Regions from separate parts of the Homo sapiens genome. Here region 2 is linked to region 1. A link is a loop called in an ENCODE intact Hi-C map of the cell type or tissue named here. Cell type or tissue: GM12878. All regions are shown on one strand. Links, peaks and the distances in the headings refer to the core of each region. The heading gives the core; the rest is flanking DNA.

Evidence for each region. Hi-C counts contacts between places; a loop is a spot of excess contacts. Peaks named below come from ENCODE experiments on the same cell type or tissue, not always from the same donor. Only the 100,000 strongest peaks of a DNase experiment are listed, where the experiment ranks them.
Region 2: it touches region 1 in a loop (3.0-fold over the local background); 1 of 110 quality-filtered maps calls a loop at or near these places.

The regions. Positions count from the first base shown.
Region 1 is chr16:5,204,985-5,213,728 of GRCh38, forward strand. LOC105371067 (a long non-coding RNA gene) reads left to right here. Exons shown (of 3, transcript XR_001752067.2): 1 at 1-61. It overlaps LINC02164 (long intergenic non-protein coding RNA 2164), which reads right to left. Exons shown (of 3, transcript XR_933033.2): 3 at 8,611-8,744. It also overlaps the pseudogene VPS51P1. Among named protein-coding and RNA genes, the nearest start is that of LINC02164, 12 kb to the right of the region's middle. RefSeq lists an enhancer at 8,004-8,724. In GM12878, for the core only: no CTCF peak of the experiment used is centred there; a DNase peak (open chromatin) is centred at 3,307.
Region 2 is chr16:5,155,527-5,164,270 of GRCh38, forward strand. No RefSeq gene overlaps it. Among named protein-coding and RNA genes, the nearest start is that of LINC02164, 62 kb to the right of the region's middle. RefSeq lists an enhancer at 1,021-1,300. In GM12878, for the core only: no CTCF peak of the experiment used is centred there; a DNase peak (open chromatin) is centred at 4,675; H3K4me3 peaks cover 1,202 bases; H3K27ac peaks cover 2,673 bases.

The DNA.
Region 1 (8,744 bases), core at 1,273-6,272:
AGTGAAGTTCTGTCTGGGAAGAAGCATCGATCCCTAAATGACTGCATGGAGCAGAGCAGAGGTACCCTGCCCCTCCCCCATGCATACCACCCATGACATCAGCAATCAACAGATCTCGATTAAGTTAGGCCTCTGAAATTTTGGGGTCATTTTTTACAGCATCTTGTTTTTGTTATTCACCCTATTTATTAGTCTGTTTCCACACTGCTAATAAAGACATACCGGAAACTGGGTACTTTATAAAGAAAAAGAGGCTTAGTGGCATTTTCAGGATGCCGCTTGGTTCCACATGCCTAGGGAGGCCTCACCGTCATGGCAGAAGATGAAGGAAGAGCAAAGGGACTTCTTACATGGTGGTGGGTAAGAGAGAAATTGTGCAAAGGACCTCCTCTTTATAAATCTGCCAGACCTTGTGAGATTTATTCACTATCATGAGAACAGCATGGGAAAGACCCGCCCCATGATCCAGTTACCTCTTGCTGAGTCCTTCCCATGACACTTGGGAATTGTGAGAGCTACAAATTGAGATTCTGGCAGGGACACAGCCAACCCATATCACCCTAATACGCATACAAACCCATAGCAGTTGGCGAGCTCTAAGTCTCTACTTCCACTTTCAAATTACACTTTCAAGCCTAAATTTACAAGTATACCCAGTTTGATGTTCCCTTAATATATCATTGAAAGTTCTTTGGACGTAGACAGTAGAAAACTACTTGCATATTTGAAGAAAAAGGGACTTTATTGGAAGGCTGTTGGGGAACTGGCAGAAATAAGGTCCTCCTGAAGAACAAGGCTTGCAGCAGACAGGAGTCAGGTAGTTTCAGAGGACCTTGACAAGTGCAGTGTAGAGGTTAGGTGCAGGAGTCAGCCTGGGTTCATGTCTTTCACTCTACTACATGGGGCAGGCTATTTAACAGCTTTCTGCCTCAGTTTTCTGATCTGTAAAATGGTGATGATATTACTCATCTCAGTATTACTGTGAAGTTTAAATGAGTTGGTATATAAAAAGTACTTGGGGCTGGGCGTGGTGGCTCACATGTATAATTTCAGCACTTTGGGAGGCCGAGGCAGGTGGATTCCTTGAGGCCAGGAGTTTGAGACCAGCCTGGCCAACATGGTAAAAACCTGTCTCTACTAAAAATACAAAAAAAAATTAGCCAGGAGTGGTGGCACGTGCCTGTAATCCCAGCTACTGGGGAGGATGAGGCAGGAGACTCCCTTGAACCTAGGAGGCAGAGGTTGCAGTGAACCGAGATCGCACCACTGCACTCCAGCCTGGGCGACAGAGCGAGACTTTGTCTCAAATAAACAAATAAATAAAAATTAAGAAAAAAGTGCTTCGAAGGGCTTGGTAAACTTCAGCCATTAGCTCACCTACCACTTTAGAAGGACAGACCTTCAGTCACTTCACCCTTGAATCCCTTTGCTCAAGACCAAAGTTCTGAGAGGGAGTCTACTTGGCTGAGTTGTGACCATTTGGGCAATGCAGGAAAGGATGCAGTGGGAGGCGTCTCCAGGGACATCTTTGGCTTCCATCATGGGGTAGCAGATGCCTGGATTATCCGCCCTAACAAATCTGGACAAAGGAAAACGAGGTTCTCTGAGGAGGGAGACATAGAGCCCAAGGAGCTAACAAAAAGACAAATAGTCATTCGGTCTTGTCATTTTCTTTTACACATGTGTGTACATTATCTTATACTTACCACTTTGTTTCCTTTCTCACCTCTAATTGCAACCTGCTGCCAAAAGTTAAAATAAAATGAAAGTATTGAGATAGCTCAGTAACTGACTTTTGGTCAATTGACTTTTCATATAGTGAACAGCTGCCCAAACAATTGCCTCTGTCAGTGTGCAAATTTGCAGCTGTTTGCATGATCACTCCCAGTCCCCCAACACAGGGCTGTGTTGCAGCACAATTTAGTTCAGTGTTTTGCTCTTTGCAACAGGGAGATTCTCATCCATTACAGGTTGCAGTAAAAACAGGGGTACCATAAGCAACCACCGCTTTCCTCAATGATGTGATGAAAGCAAAAGCCAAGTAGCTTGATGTATCCAACTTAAAAATATAAAAAGTTACACCCGTGGGCTGCAGTTGGAGCTATGGCGGCGGCAGCTGCTGCTGGACATAGCCCGGGGTCTGGACCTGGGGACTCCCCAGAAGGGCCCGAGGGGGAGGCTCCGGAGCGTCGGCGGAAGGCACACGGGATGCTTTACTATGGCTTCTCGGAAGGGGAGGCGGCGGGACGCCCCGCGGGGCCCGAACCCCTGGACACGACTGATCTGAACGGGGTGCACTTCGACCCGGAAGTTTACCTAGGCAAGCTGCGTCGAGAGTGCCCTCTGGCCCAGCTGAGGACAGTGAGACAGACATGGTGCGGCAGATCCGGGCTCTAGACAGCGATATGCAGACCCTGGTCTATGAGAACTACAACAAGTTCATCTCAGCCACAGAAATGGACAAACAGCATAAAATTGTATGAGGAATTGCAGGAGACCCAGAATTTCCCAAATAACCTTGTAAAAGAAGAACAAAGTTGGAAGACTCACACACACACACAATATATATATACATATATATATATGTATATATATATACACATATATATATATAAAGTTTTGTTTTCGTTCAGTTGTAAATATTTAGTAATTTCTATTGTGATTTTTCCTTTAACTCATGAAAGGATATTTTTAATTTTCCAAATTAAAGATAGCTTGTGTTTAGCTATCTTCTTTCTGTTGACTTCTAATTTTGTTGCATTATGGTCAGGAAAATGTGGTCTGGACATTGTCAATCGTATAGTGGATTTTGTTGAGACTTCTTTATGGCCTAATATGTGGCTGTGGCCAGTTGTTGTTGTTGTTGTTGTTGTTTTTTGCAAATGTGCCACATGTGGTTAAAAGGAATGTGGATTATTTGTTTTTTTAAGAAGAGTTTTTATTTTTAAATAGATAAGATTCTCAGTGTAACTGGAATCTAGCTTCAATTAGCAATATGCTAGATCTCTCAAACCTTAGGATGTTAGTCAGTGTAACACTAGACAATGCTGCTGAGACGAATAAACCCTGAACTCTCAGTGGGTTGACACCCATAGCATAGTCTGGTGCAGGGCAGGTGTTCTCCTTGGGGGCCCTTGTCCAACAGTGATTCACAGATCCTGGAGGTTTCCATCATTTAATTCTGCCATCTCAGAGTTTTTCACTTGTAGCCATGTGGATGGGAAGAGAGGAAACATAGCTCACACTTGCCTTTGATAACCTTGGCCCTGAAGTGATTTCTTACATTCCTATTGGTGGAAATGCAGTCACATGGTTCTAAACTAACTGCAAGGGATGCTGGGAAATGTAGTCTTTCTGCATGTCCAAGAAGAGGAATGGTGTGAACACAGCATTGTCTTTGACACACTGAGCATGTGCTAAAGAGTTCTTACTCTTATAGGAGGTTTGTCTGTCCTGTGTAACTTTCTCAGTTTTTGCTTAGATAGTTTCAGGCAATGTTGTTTGTTGCATTCAGCTTGATGATGATTATGTCCTCTTGGCAAAGTAGTCAAGATTCCCATCAGTTTGAATGAAAGTGTTTTACAGATAGGTCAGGAAATGTTAATACTTTAAAAGGCCCTTCTATTCCTCCACTTTACAGATAAGAACAACAGAGTCCTAGAGAGAGGAGGTCATGGGTCTCACTCATGAGTGGCAGAATTGAAAGCAACATGGCAGTAACTTTGCCTTTCCTCCATCGTGTTGTTGTCCCTCAGTTTTCACTCTGCTGATTTCTTCACTTGCTCCATACATACCTCCCAGTACCAAGTATATAAGGAGTGATTAATCTGAGCTTCTCCAGAAAGTCCATTCCTGGTAGGCACTGGGAATAAGAAATCTCAGAGTATAAAATAACATCAAGTGGTAGCACTTTTGTGAATGGCTCCCAAATTAGTTCCTTTACCTTTTTTTTTTTTCTTGAAGTGCAGTTGCACAAAACACGCTTAGCCTGAGATGAAGCACATATTAGAGAAAGGTTCTCTCTATAGCATTATCTATTACTCTAATGAGCATGAAAAAGAAGAGAGGGGACATGCTCTCTCTAGCTATTATTACCTCCACTATAGAGTTGACATACACAAGCTCATTATTGCATTATGTTTTATTCAACAAAATAACTTTAATGTTGTAGCTTAAATTGAATTCGCTAAAACATCTTTATCTCCAGCATAATGTGCCTCAAGTGTCTTCTTGGTGCCTGAATTTTCTCCAGAATTATAGTGCTGAAGCTATGAAATGGTGAAATTATATGCAATCTGCAAAACAATGTGGCTATAACGTGGTAATTGGCCTTGCACATAATTAAAGGAACATTTCCTTATCAGAGCTGTTCCATCAGAGACCCAAAGGCTATCGTTGTACAAATCACCCACTTAGGAAAACCTTTATCCCCAGTAGCCTATAAAAATCTGGCTATGCAAACAGATTTGCTTATTCAGTAACATTAATGGCTTCTCATAGTTAAAAAGTCATCAAGGTGATTGACCTATAATCTGTTTCCTCTGTGACCAAGTGTCATTTTTATTTTGACAGTTAGGAGCCTTTTGACTCTTTCACAGCTGGCATGAAGGCACAGGAAAGGAAATCTCAAAAACCAACAACCTGTGTATTCCCAGCCTATTAATCAATAGAAAATCACTTCAACTGGATTAGGGTCTTGTACCTGGCAGAAAGGCTCTTATGGACATTGAAATTGGATTTTTACACTTGATATGACACCTCCTTGAGTCAGATCAGATTCGTGTTTGACAGACTCTTGCCGAAAAATTGCTCCAGGGTCTGTGCAGTAGCTAAAGCCTTTTTGTTGTTGTTGTTGTTGTTTTAAAAGCAGCATTAAATGTTTTCATGAAGACCTTCCCAGCAGTGATTTTATTGGGAATATGGTCTTTAGCTCTGGTCCTGAATAACTCACACTGAGGAAACCTCTAACAAGTGTTTTATTAGAAGATGTCTGATGGATGGTTGGTTTTAATAACAAATCTCTTCCCTTTTTCTGTCCCCTGTGTTCTATTCTCCTTTCTCTACACATTATTCTGGGAGGATTCACCTATTCCCAAAGTCCTTTCCTCTTTATTTTCATTCCAGACCTCTCTGTATAACTCCAGGCTGATGAATCCAACTGCCCACTGGTTATCTCCACTTGGCTGTCTGTCTTGCATTGACCTCATGTTACCTTTCCTCTCCTGATTTCCTCTTCTGCCTGGGCTCACCACATCAGATACACACCACCATCCACCCAGCTTCCAAAACACCTGGGCCTCATCCTGCATTCCTCCCTCTTTCTCAGTCAAGTTAGTCTACTGTCTCCTCTCCATCCTCACTGCCACAGCCTTGGTCCAGCCAACCATCTTCTCTCACTTGGTGTATTGCAGCCTCCTACCTAGTCTACTCACCTCCCACTGTCCTCCAGCCAGACTGCTCTTTTTATAGCACAAAGTGGATCATTACTCCCCTGCCTAAAAACATCTACTGTCTCCCTTAGTCTACAGGATAAACATGACAAAGAGCCTTTAAAATTTGGCTCCAACTTACCTCTACATTAGTCACTTTGTACAATTATATGAACATCTCTCAGCTCCTCACCCTCTCATGTCTCGATTTTTGCACATGCTCTTCCCTCTGCTGGGAATGATCTTCCACACCTCTCCTATCGACCTGGCTAATTCCTACCATTTTCTAGTCTTCAACTTAGGAGTCCTGTGATGGAGAAGGATTTCTGACCACCTGATATAGATTGGATGGCCACCCACCTCCTGGCTTTTTTTTTTTTTTTTTTTTTTTTTTTTTTTTTTTTTTTTGACAGAGTCTCGCTCTGGCCATCCAGGCTGGAGTGCAGTGGTGCGATCTTGGCTCACTGCAATCTCCACCTCCCGGGTTCAAGCAATTCTCCCACCTCAGCCTTCCGAAAATCTGGAATTACAGGTGCCCGCCACCACACGCGGCTAATTTTTTTGTATTTTTATTAAAGACAGGATTTCACCATGTTTACCAGGCTGTTTTCAAACTCCTGGCCTCAAGTGATCCACCCACCTCGGGCTCCCAAAGTGGTGGGATTACAGGCATGAACAACTGCACCTGGCCTATTGGGTGCCCCTTCTATGTGCTCCCATTGCCCCAGGCATGCTGTCACCACAACTTTTACCATTCTGAGTTGAAAATGATTTTTTTTTTTGCTTTTTATTTCTCTCATTAAATGCAAAGCTCATTGAAAAGAGGACGGTGGTTGTTCACTGTTGTACTCCTAACCTTTGACTCAGTGTCCTGAGGTCTGCTCTAGAGCTGTGCACACATGTTCAGACACTGGAGCACATCTTGTCTAGTGCCTCTTTTGAGGTGGCTTGGAGAAAAGTCAGTAGGTACTTCCCCAAGGATGAAACAGAAGTTTCACCTAAATCAGTAGTTCTTCAACTTCAGCCTGCATTGGAATCCTCTGAGAGCTTGTTAAAAATACAGTCTCCTAGAGCCCACTCTTCAAGAGTCAGTGAGTTGCTTCATCATTAAAATACATACAGAATCCAGCCGGTCTTCAGCGCCAGCCTGGTCTGAGCCACTGTGGACTCCCACCTGCAGAATCTCCCTGCTGGTCTCCTTGCTTCTGCTCTTACCTTCTTATCATCCATTCAAGTAGCCAGGGTGATCCTTTTTAAAAAAATTTTTAAATTTTTTTGAGATGAAGTCTCACTCCGTCACCCAGGCTGGAGTGCAGTGGTACTGTCTCAGCTTAGTGCAGTCTCTACCTCCTGGGCTCAAGCCATCCTCCCACCTCAGCCTCCTGGGTGGCTGGGACCACAGGCATACACTGCCACACTTGGCTAATTTTTGTATTTTTTGTGAAGACAGGGTCTTGCTGTGTTGCCCAGGCTAGTCTTGAACTTCTGTATGCGCCCACCTCAGCCTCCTGCATTTTTAGGAAGCCCCTCTTGTAGGGATTTTGATGCAGAGGCCTGGGTGCCTCATGTCTCCTCCCATCTCTCTCTGTCTCTTTCTCTCTCTGTTTGTCTTTCTCTTTGCCTTATAGCTGCCCTGGGGACTAGACTCTGCCTTAGGCATCCCTCTGACTCCTGTTTGCTTTTATCCTGAGGCTGCTTTAAGTTGCACCTTGATCTAAAGCCTTGGGGTTCTGTTCCTATTGCTTGCTTTTGTTGGAAGGGCGGTGCAGCTTCTTGACAAATTGCAAAGGTGCCCACGAGTTTCTAAGTCCCCAAGAACCAAACCAGATGACAAAGAGGGATGCAGCCCACAGCTGGGGAGACAGATTTCATGTCCACACAGAGACTCCAAGATGCTGAACTGAAATCCACCCCGAAACCTGTTTTCTCTCTCATTTAAGTTCAATGTCACCTGGGGGCTTGCAGGGCAGGGCTGGTGACCATTCACAGGGCAAAGATGCTTTGAAATGTCAAGTGAGAATGGTGTGGTGGTTGACAGATGGCACGTCAGAGCATAGATTAACATGGAAAGAGAAACTCACCCCTTGGGGGGAGTGTGTGAGGCTGGCAGCCACACAGAGGGCTTTTCCTGTGAGCTCTCGCATAGATGCAAACAGCCAGGAGGTTTTGCTTTCTGAGCCTGAGTGGAACCATGTTCCTCCCTGCACATTGCCGCTCTGCAGCAACTGTTTATTCCTGTTGCATTGATTAAAAGTGCTTACCGAAGGGGTTTGAGAGGAGTGGTGACAATGTGAGTTATGGCTCTGCTGGCTGCCAGTGGAGCCAGCCACTCTGCACAGCTGTGCAAGGGTGTTTTGAAAAGTGGCTCAGCCGGCCAGGAGTGACTGGGTGTAAATGTTGCTGCCACGTCTTGTAGCCTGATTGGGGCCATATTTGCAGATCCCTTAAACCACTACACTTGTTCAGGCTTAAAAATAAGCTTACTTTTTTTGTTTGCTTGGTTTTGTTTTATGAGACAGAGTCTTGTTCTGTCGCTGGGTTGGAATGCAGTGGCATGATCTCGGCCCACTGCAACCTCTGCCTCCCGGGTTCAAGTGATTCTCCTGCCTCAGGCTCCGGAGTAGCTGGGATTACAGGCGTGCGCCATCACGACCAACTAATTTTTGAATTTTTAGTAGAGACGGGGCTTCACCATGTTGGCCAGGATGGTTCGACCTCTTGATCTCGTGATCTGCCCACCTCCGCCTCCCAAAATGCTGGTATTATAGGTGTGAGCCACCATGCCTGGCCAAACATAAACTTACTTTCTTACCTCTTCTGCTGAACTTTATTTGCTTCTTTTCCCAAACGTCTCTATCCAGAACAGCTTTTAGCAACAAAGTTACCCAATGCCCTTCCCTAGTCTCTCCTTGCAACTGGCTCTCAGTAGGGGGTAGGAGGAAATCCTTGACAGAACCAATTTACATGACTGTTTGGAGGACTCTGGCTAGCCCCAGGAGGTGTTTGCATTTTTAAATTGGTTACTAGTTATCTCAAATGAGTTTCTAATTAGTAGAGCTTTAGGCATTATAAGGAAATGAAGTGAAAATATGTAAATATTGTGGGGGAAGACTTCCTCCACCATGCCTGCTCCACCAGTGGCGTTGACTTTTCCTACGTTCTTTTCTTTGAGTCCAGTGATTTTTCTTTTCTTTTTTTCTTTTTTTTTTTTGAGAAGGAATCTCACTCTGTCACCCAGGCTGGAGTGCAGTGGCGCAGTCTCTGCTCACTGCAACTTCCCCCTCCCGGGTTCAAGCGATTCTCCTGCTTCAGCCT
Region 2 (8,744 bases), core at 2,132-7,131, 49 kb before region 1:
TGCCCCGCCACCCCCTCCCCGCCCAAAAAAAGTTACTAAGCTAGAGAAAAGTCAAGCTGGGAACTGCTCAGGGCAAACCTACCTCCCATTCTATTCAAAGTCACCCCTTTGCTCACTGAGATAAATGTATATCTAATTGCCTCATTTGGAGAGGCTAATCAGGAACTCAAAAGAATACAACCTATATACCATGGAATACTATGCAGCCATAAAAAATGATGAGTTCATGTCCTTTGTAGGGACATGGATGAAATTGGAAATCATCATTCTCAGTAAACTATCGCAAGAACAAAAAACCAAACACCGCATATTCTCACTCATAGGTGGGAATTGAACAATGAGATCACATGGACACAGGAAGGGGAATATCACACTCTGGGGACTGTTTTGGGGTGGGGGGAGGGGGGAGGGATAGCACTGGGAGATATACCTAATGGTAGATGATGAGTTAGTGGGTGCAGCGCACCAACATGGCACATGTATATATATGTGACTAACCTGCACCATGTGCACGTGTACCCTAAAACTTAAAGTATAATAATAAAAAAAATTATAGAACTAAAAGGTACAATAACAAAAATTAAAAACTTGCTAAAAAAAAAAAAAAAAGAACACAACCATTTGTCTCTTAACTACCTATGACCTGGAAGCCCCTCCCTGCTTCGAGTTGTCTCACCTTCACCTGGAGTTGTCCCGCCTTTCCAGACTGAACCAATGTACATCTTACACATATTGTTTGATGTCTCATGTCTCTCTAAAATGTGTAAAACCAAGCTGTGTCCCTACCGCCTTAGGCACATGTTGTCAGGACCTCCTGAGGCTGTGTCACAGGCGTGCATCCTCAACCTTGGCAAAATAAACTTTCTGAATTAACTGAGACCTCAGATTTTTGAGGTTCATATAGTCTTAGGCCTTGAGAGCCCTCTCGTAGTTTCCATATTTTTGCCCTCTTGGATGCTGGCACCAAGCAAGCCTTGACTATCCTGCTTAAAGTGCCATTTGGAAAGGGGCTCTGGAGGGCGAGGGGCCACATGGAGGAAAACAAGGCTCCCCGGCTGACAGCCAGCACCAACTGCCAGGCACATGTGTCAGGCTGTCCTGGGTGTTCCGCCCAGCTGGCCCTCCAGCTGCAGGTAGCCACACAAATGAGCCCAGGTTAAACCAGCCAGGAATTCCCCATGCAACTCACAGGGTCATGAGCAATAATGACTTTTGGTGGTTTAAAGTTTCTAATTTTAGGTGCAATAGGTAACTGAAATAGCCCACAAGGGTGTGAGCCTGTGGAGGGTGCATTTCCCACCTGCTGAAGCTTCTCAATTCCCAGGATCCAATCCGGATAAGACTCTTGTTCTCAGTGTCCTTGATGGAAATGGCAATGAACTTTTTGCTGATTGGACCATCTCAGGGGAATCCCAAAGATTGGAAACTATTTTCTTTCTTAGAATCTTCCACACAGCATTGAGCCTTAGGAATTTGTAAGAAGGATATGGAATGAAAAACATCTTTTGAAAAGGTATTTGTGTAGCTTCAGTTCAGCAAGATTCATGGTGGGTATTAGACTAAGTGCTGGTGTTAAGCCAAACCGTGTTTTTCAAAGACTCATCTGGCCTCAAGGTTGGCAGGATCAGAGTGGCCTCCCAGGATCTATCACATCCTCAGAAGGGTGGGTTCAACTGGCATGTACCCAGATCTCTGTCAGCTAGTATGATACTCCCTTGAGTCAAAGGCTGCCACATCACATCTCCTTTAAGTCCCTCTCAGTACGACCCCAGAAACATTGACAAAATGTGCTATTAGTAAAGATTTCAGGAGGACATAAATGAAGAGATTATATTGCAAGGTACCAAAACTTCCATCTTTGCTAAAGACCCTCATCCAGGCTGGGCACGATGGCTCACGCCTGTAATCCCAGCACTTTGGGAGGCTAAGGTGGGCGGATCACCTGAGGTCGGGAGTTCCAGACCAACATGGAGAAACCCCGTCTCTACTAAAAATACAAAATTAGCCAGGTGTGGTGGCACATGCCTGTAATCCCAGCTACTAGGGGGGCTGAGGCAGGAGAATCGCTTGAACCTGGGAGGTGTAGGTTGCGGTGAGCTGAGATCGTGCCATTGCACTCCAGCCTGGGCAACAAGAGCAAAACTCCATCTCAAAAACAAACAAAAAAACAAAAAACCCTTATCTAATGGTCATGCCACTCTATCTGGCCATGTAATTTCTCCTCCTGGCTTTCTGTAGCAACAGCCTTCTGAGGAACCTCACTCTGCCTTTCAAAACCGCTTCAACTTGTACCCTTCATCAGCAAAGTATTTAGCTCAACATGTATGCCTCTGGGGGAGCTCATCCACATGTCATTTAAGGATATTTCCAGCAACATCATCTTCACTACCCCGGGACAGTCTTTTAGAGTGGATTATGTGCCTGTTGGATGGGGTCATCCTTATATTCAGCACAGTGTTTGTCCTGAAACTTTAATGGAGTGCTCCTAGTTTGATAACTTTTGCCATGACAAATAAATTGAATTTCTCTGTCTTAACAACAGATGTTTGAATACGGCCCCATGTCCCTCTCTGCTCCTTCCTGCCTTACTCCTCTCCTCTTCCTTCCCTTCCTTTTCAAGAGCAGGGTTTGTAAACTTTTTCTTGAAAGCATCAGATAGTAAATGTTTTAGACTTCGTGGGCCATACAGTCTCTTGTAGTAGTTTCTCAACTCTGCCACCCATAGCATGAAAGCAGCTGATATAGTTTGAATATGTGTCCCTGCCCAAATTTGATGTTGCAATGTAACCCCCAGTGTTAGAGGTGGGGCCTGGTGGGAAGAGACTTGATCATGGGGGTGGATTTCTCATGAATGACTTAGCATCATGCTTTTGGTCCTGTCCTTGCAATAGTGAGTGAGTTCTTGCAATATCTGGTTGCTTGTGAGTGTGTAGCACCTCCCTCCTCATTCTCTTGCTCCCGCTTCACCTTCTGCCATGATTGTAAGTTTCCTGAGGCCTCCACAGAAGCTCAGCGATGTCAGTGTCATGCTCCCTGTACAACCTACAAAACTGTGAGCCAATTAAACCACTTTTCTTTATACATTACCCAGTCTCAGGTATTTATAGCATGAGAGAACAGCCTAATCCAGCAGCCACAGACAATATGTAGCAAATGGGCATGGCTGTGTTGCAATAAAACTTTATTGACAAAAACATGTGCAAGCAGGTCAGATTTGGCCCATGGGCCGTAGTGTCCCAACCCTTGCTCTGGAATATTCTCTTCAGCCTGGATGGACATCTCTATGTGTTTTTTTTCTTTTTTTTTTTTTTTTTGAAACAAAGTCTCACTGTCGCCCACACTGGAGTGCAGTGGTGCAATCTTTGCTCGCCGCAACCTCTGCCCCCTGGGTTCAAGCAATTCTCCTGTCTCAGCCTCCCAAGTAGCTGGGATTACAGGCATCTGCCACCACACCTGGCTAATTTTTGTGTTTTTTAATAGAAATAGGGTTTCACCATGTTGGCCAGGCTGGTCTCCAACTCCTGACATCAGGTGATCCGCCCACCTCAGCCTCTCAAAATGCTGGGATTACAGGCGCCTGCCACCACACCTGGCTAATTTTTGTATTTTTAGTAGAGATGTGATTTCACTATGTTGCCCAGGCTGGTCTCGAACTCCTGATCTCAAGCCATCCACCTGCCTCTGCCTCCCAAAGTGCTGGGATTACAGGTGTGAGCCACTGCAGCTGGCCTCCAGATTTTTTTTTTTTTGACGATTGCTTATTTGTTTTGACTTTCATTTTCTTCCCCATCGTGGTAGCCATTTTCTGAATGCCTGTTAGTTTGTCCGTCTCCCTCCTCTGTAGTCCCTAGAGTCAGATGAACTCCTCTGCAGATGCAATGGTGTAACACTCTCTAGTGCTGAATTTTGAGCAGGAGAAAGAGAGCAAGAGTGACCAGCACCCTTGGAAACTGGCCTCCTGAGAATTTGGAGTCTTCTCTGCAAAGGTTGCAAACCTGTTAACCCACAGGCCAGAGAGAGAGAGAAGCCAGAAGCATGATCTGTTAAGCTTGAGTTTAATATTTGATGCACAGAGATCACTGAGTTTTTTGATAAGAATTAGAGGAGAAGACACGGCCACAGAGAACAATTTCTATCCCCAGGTGAGGATTCAGGAGATAATTCTGGGAACAGAACTTCCTGAGAACTGAGATGGGGGAAATCGCTGGTGTTAGAAGGGTGAAAAGGTCAGTAATTAAGCCTACGACTGTGCTCTGAGAGGCGAAAGAAGAAAATGAGACTGCCAGGCAGGAATAATGAGAAATCTTTGATGGAATTAGCCGTGCAGAACAGATACTAAATGCATCCTCATTCCTCTCATAGTCAAAAGTTTTTGCTTAAGCTGGATGGGAAAAAGAGAATCCCTTTTCACTAAGTATAAAAGAGAGGATTTTAGAGAAGGTCTCAGAAGAAAGAGATGTGGGGGTTTGGTGAAACTCACCAGAGGCTGAACCCTCTCCAGCATAACACAGGGATTGCGAGGAGCGGGGTAGCATTAGGCCAGGTGCATAGCCCAGTGCTGCTCTCTCTGGACTTTCTGCTCTCTCTGGACTTGTTTGCTAGCTGAGCTCATCCATTTGCATAATTTTCAGTTCCATTTCTCAGCTGATGAGTCCTGAACTTTTCCCTTGAGGCTAGACTTCTCCTTCAAGCAGCAGTCTTAAACACTCAACTTCTTTCTTGTTTTTTCCACTTGTCATCTCATGAACACCTCAACCTTGTGACATCCAAAGCCAAACTCGTGGCTTGGAGGAGTAGGTGATGGCTGTAATCCCAGTGGTATGAGAGGCCGAGGTGGGAGGATTACTTGAGGCCAGGAGTTTGAAGCCAGCCTGGGAAACACAGTGAGACTCCCTGTCTACAAAAAAAAAAAAAAAAAAAAAAAAAAAAATTAGCTAGGCATGGTGATGTGCATCTGTAGGATCTGGAGTCCTGCTACTTGGGAGGCTAAGGTAGGAGGATCACTTGAGCCCAGGAGTTTGAGGCTGCAAAGAGCTCTGATCACACCACTGCACTCCAGCCTGGGTGACAGAGCCAGACCCTGTCTTAAAAAAACCCAAAGCCAAACTCTCCTTTTCCTCCTCCTTCTCCATGGGCTCTGTCTGTGCCATCTCTGTTCTGTAAATGGCACCACCCCCTGCTCAGCTGCTCAAGGTGGTCATAACTCATGTGTTGTGCTAACTCTGCTTTTGCCCTCTTCTCCAGTCAGCAAGTCCTGTGATTCTAAACTTTATCCAACTTGTCCACTCTCTCTATCTTCACTGTCGTTATCTTTGCCTAGGACACCCTTATCCCAGCTGGGCTACAGCAGCAGCCTCCTAACTGGTCTTAACTGGTCCTCTGCACCTGCCCTCCATGCTCAGCAATCCATTTCCCACCTGGCAGCTTCACTGATCTTAAGGTTTCCATTGATTCTCATCCCTGCCTTTCCTGCCCATGGCACATAGAATAAAATCAAGACCCCGAGTCTTCTGCCTGTTCCTGCCACATCTCCAGCCCTCTCCTATCTCCTCCCCTTGGCCTACTCTATTTCAGCCACTCTGGCCTTCTTTTGTTTTCTTGGACTTTCAAATCTTTCTCCACAACAGGGCCTTTGCACTTGCTGCTTCAGCCTGGAATGATTTTCCTCTGCACCTCCCCAAATTAGACCATCCTTTAGGTCTCAGCTAAAATGGTGCTTCCACAGAGAGCTCTTTCCTGACTGCTTTGTAAAGTGGACTTCCTTGCTCTTCTCCACCTTAACCTCTATTATTTCTTGTTGCAGGAAGTCAGGGACCCCAAATGGAGGGACTGGCTGGAGCCGCGGCAGAGCAACATAAATTGTGAAGATTTCATGAACATTTATCAGTTCCCAAATAATACTTTTATAATTTCTTATGCCTGTCTTTACTTTAATCTCTTAATCCTGTTATATTTATTAGCTGAGGATGTACATCACCTCAGGACGGCTGTGATAATTGTGTTAACTCTAAAAATTGATTGTAAAACGTGTTTCAACAATATGAAATCAGTGCACCTTGAAAAAGAAGAGAATAACAGCGATTTTTAGGGAACAAGGGAAGACAACCATAAGGTCTGACTGACTGCAGGGTCGGGCAAAAAGAGCCATATGTTTCTTCTTGCAGAGAGTCTATAAACAGACGTGCAAGTAGGAGAGATATCGCTAAGTTCTTTTCCTAGCAAGGAATATTAATGTTAATACCCTGGGAAAGGAATGCATTCCTGGGGAGAGGTCTATAAATGGCTGCTCTGGGAATGTCTGTCTTATGCTGTTGAGATAAGGACTGAGATACGCCCTGGTCTCCTGCAGTACCCAAAGGCTTACTAGGGTGGGGAAAAACTCCGCCCTGGTAAATCTGTGGTCAGACTGGTTCTCTGCTCTCGAACCCTGTTTTATGTTGTTTAAGATGTTTATCAAGACAATACGTGCACCGCTGATCATAGACCCTTATCTTCTGCTTTTGCCCTTTGCCTTGTGATCTTTGCTGGACCCTTACCAGTAGTTCTGCCTTTGCCCTTTGTCCTGTTCCCTCAGAAGCATGTGATCTTTGTTGGACCCTTATTAGTAGTCCTGCTTTTTGCCCTTGGAAGCATGTGATCTTTGTACCTACTCCCTGTTCTTACACCCCCTCCCCTTTTGAAACCCTTAATAAAAACTTGCTGGTCTGAGACTCAGGGGGCATCACTGTCCTACCGATATGTAATGTCACCCCCAGCGGCCCAGCTGTATAATGCCTCTCTTTGTACTGTCTATTTCTCAGGTGGCTGACACTTATGGAAAATAGAAAGAACATACGTTGAAATACTGGGGGCAGGTTCCACCAATACTTCTTTCATGGATTTACTTATTTTTTGTTTGTCTCCCTCCATATCCTAGAAACTCCTGGAGGGCAGAGTCGTGCCTGCCATCTTCATCATTGCATTACCAGCACCCAGCACAGTGCCTGGCACAAAAGAGTTGCTCAATAAATAAATAAGGATGAATGGATAAATACACGGATAGGCACTTTGAACTACAGATGAGCTTAAATACTTTGTGTTTTTCTTAGGCAAACATGTGCAATTAAGCATGTGATAAATGATATGACCACACCTGTGTCTTGCCTGATGTTCTTTGCAATCACTATATGAAGTCAATTGTGCCTGTTTTCACAGTTCTGTTTTTAACCTAATGATCTGTTTCTTTTAACTTCTGGCATTTGCTTTGTTTGGCCTTTGTTACTTTGTCACTTTGTTAGCCTGACAAAGTGACAGATATTGGTATTTACTCTTTGGTTTAAATGTCATGAACTTTAAAAATGCCTTTGCTTTTGGTAAGAAACCCTAGTTAGGACAGTCTAGCGGTCGGGATGATTTGGGTTCTGCTGCAGTAACAACAATCCCCAAATCTCAGTGGGTTCATGCAGTGAGGTATTTGTTTGTTTGTTTTTGAGACAGGGTCTCACTCTGTCACCCAGACTACAGTGCAGTGGCGCAATCTCAGCTCACTGCAACCTCTGCCTCCCAGACTCAGTGATTCTCGTGCCTCCTGAGTAGCTGGGATTACAGGCCCGTGCCACTATTTTCTGGCTAATTTTTATACTTTTGGTAGAGAAAGGATTTCACCATGTTAGCCAGGCTAGTCTTGAACTCCTGACCTCAAATGATCCACCTGCCTTGGCCTCCCAAAGTGCTGGGATGACAGGTGTGAGCCACCGTGCCTGGCCACAGTGAGGCTTATTCTTGGTCACGTTGCATATCTGGGCTGTGTTAGGGCATTGTGGGGTGGTCTGTTCATTGTGTTCACTCAGGGATCCAGGCTGACAAAAGCCCCATCTCTGCATGTGTCATTGATCACCACTTCAGGGGAAAGGGAATGTGGTGGATCACAGAGCCTCTTAACACTTCCACCTGAAGGTGACTCAAGTTGCTCCTGCTCATGGTTCATTGGACAAAAAGGATCACAGAGTCACGGGCAACTTCTCTGTTTCTGGAAGGGGAACCAAAATGTGAATAGCTACATTGATTTTCCCTAGCTATTACACAGAAGGCCTCATTTAAACACAGCTACTTATTTGTGTTTTGAAGCTAATTGTAGTCTATCAACCTTCACAGAAGGTATGTGCACTTCCAAGCTATTATTAAGCACAGTTTTTTTTTTTTGAGACAGAGTCTCACTCTCTTGCCCAGGCTGGAGTGCAGTGGCATGATCATGGATCCCTGCAGCTTCCGCCTCCTGGGTTCAAGTGATTTTCATGCCTCAGCCTCCCATAGTGCTGGGATTACAGACACCTGCCACCGTGCCTGGCTATGTTTTGTATTTTTAGAAGAGATGGGGTTTCACCATGTTGGCCTGCTTGTCTGGAACTCCTGACCTCAGGTGATCCACCTGCCTCTGCCTCCCAAAGTGCTGAGATGACAGTCGTGAGCCGCCGCACCCAGCCTTGAGTATGATTTTTGATTCGGAAGGTCAGAGTTAGGGTTTTAGTCTGAGGACAGTATGGTGTGAAGGTGAAAAGCAGAGCTTGGCTGTGAGTTTGCTGGGATTCCTGTGCTGCTTCTACAGCTCTTTCGCTGTGTGACCGTCACCTTTGGCAAGTTCCTTTACCTTTCTATGTGTCGGTTTCCTCATCAATAAAATGGAAAAAATAATCGTAATCATAACATCTATTGGTGTTGGGATAGCCCAGCGGTTGACACATAAGGACTCAAAAATAGTTTTTTGT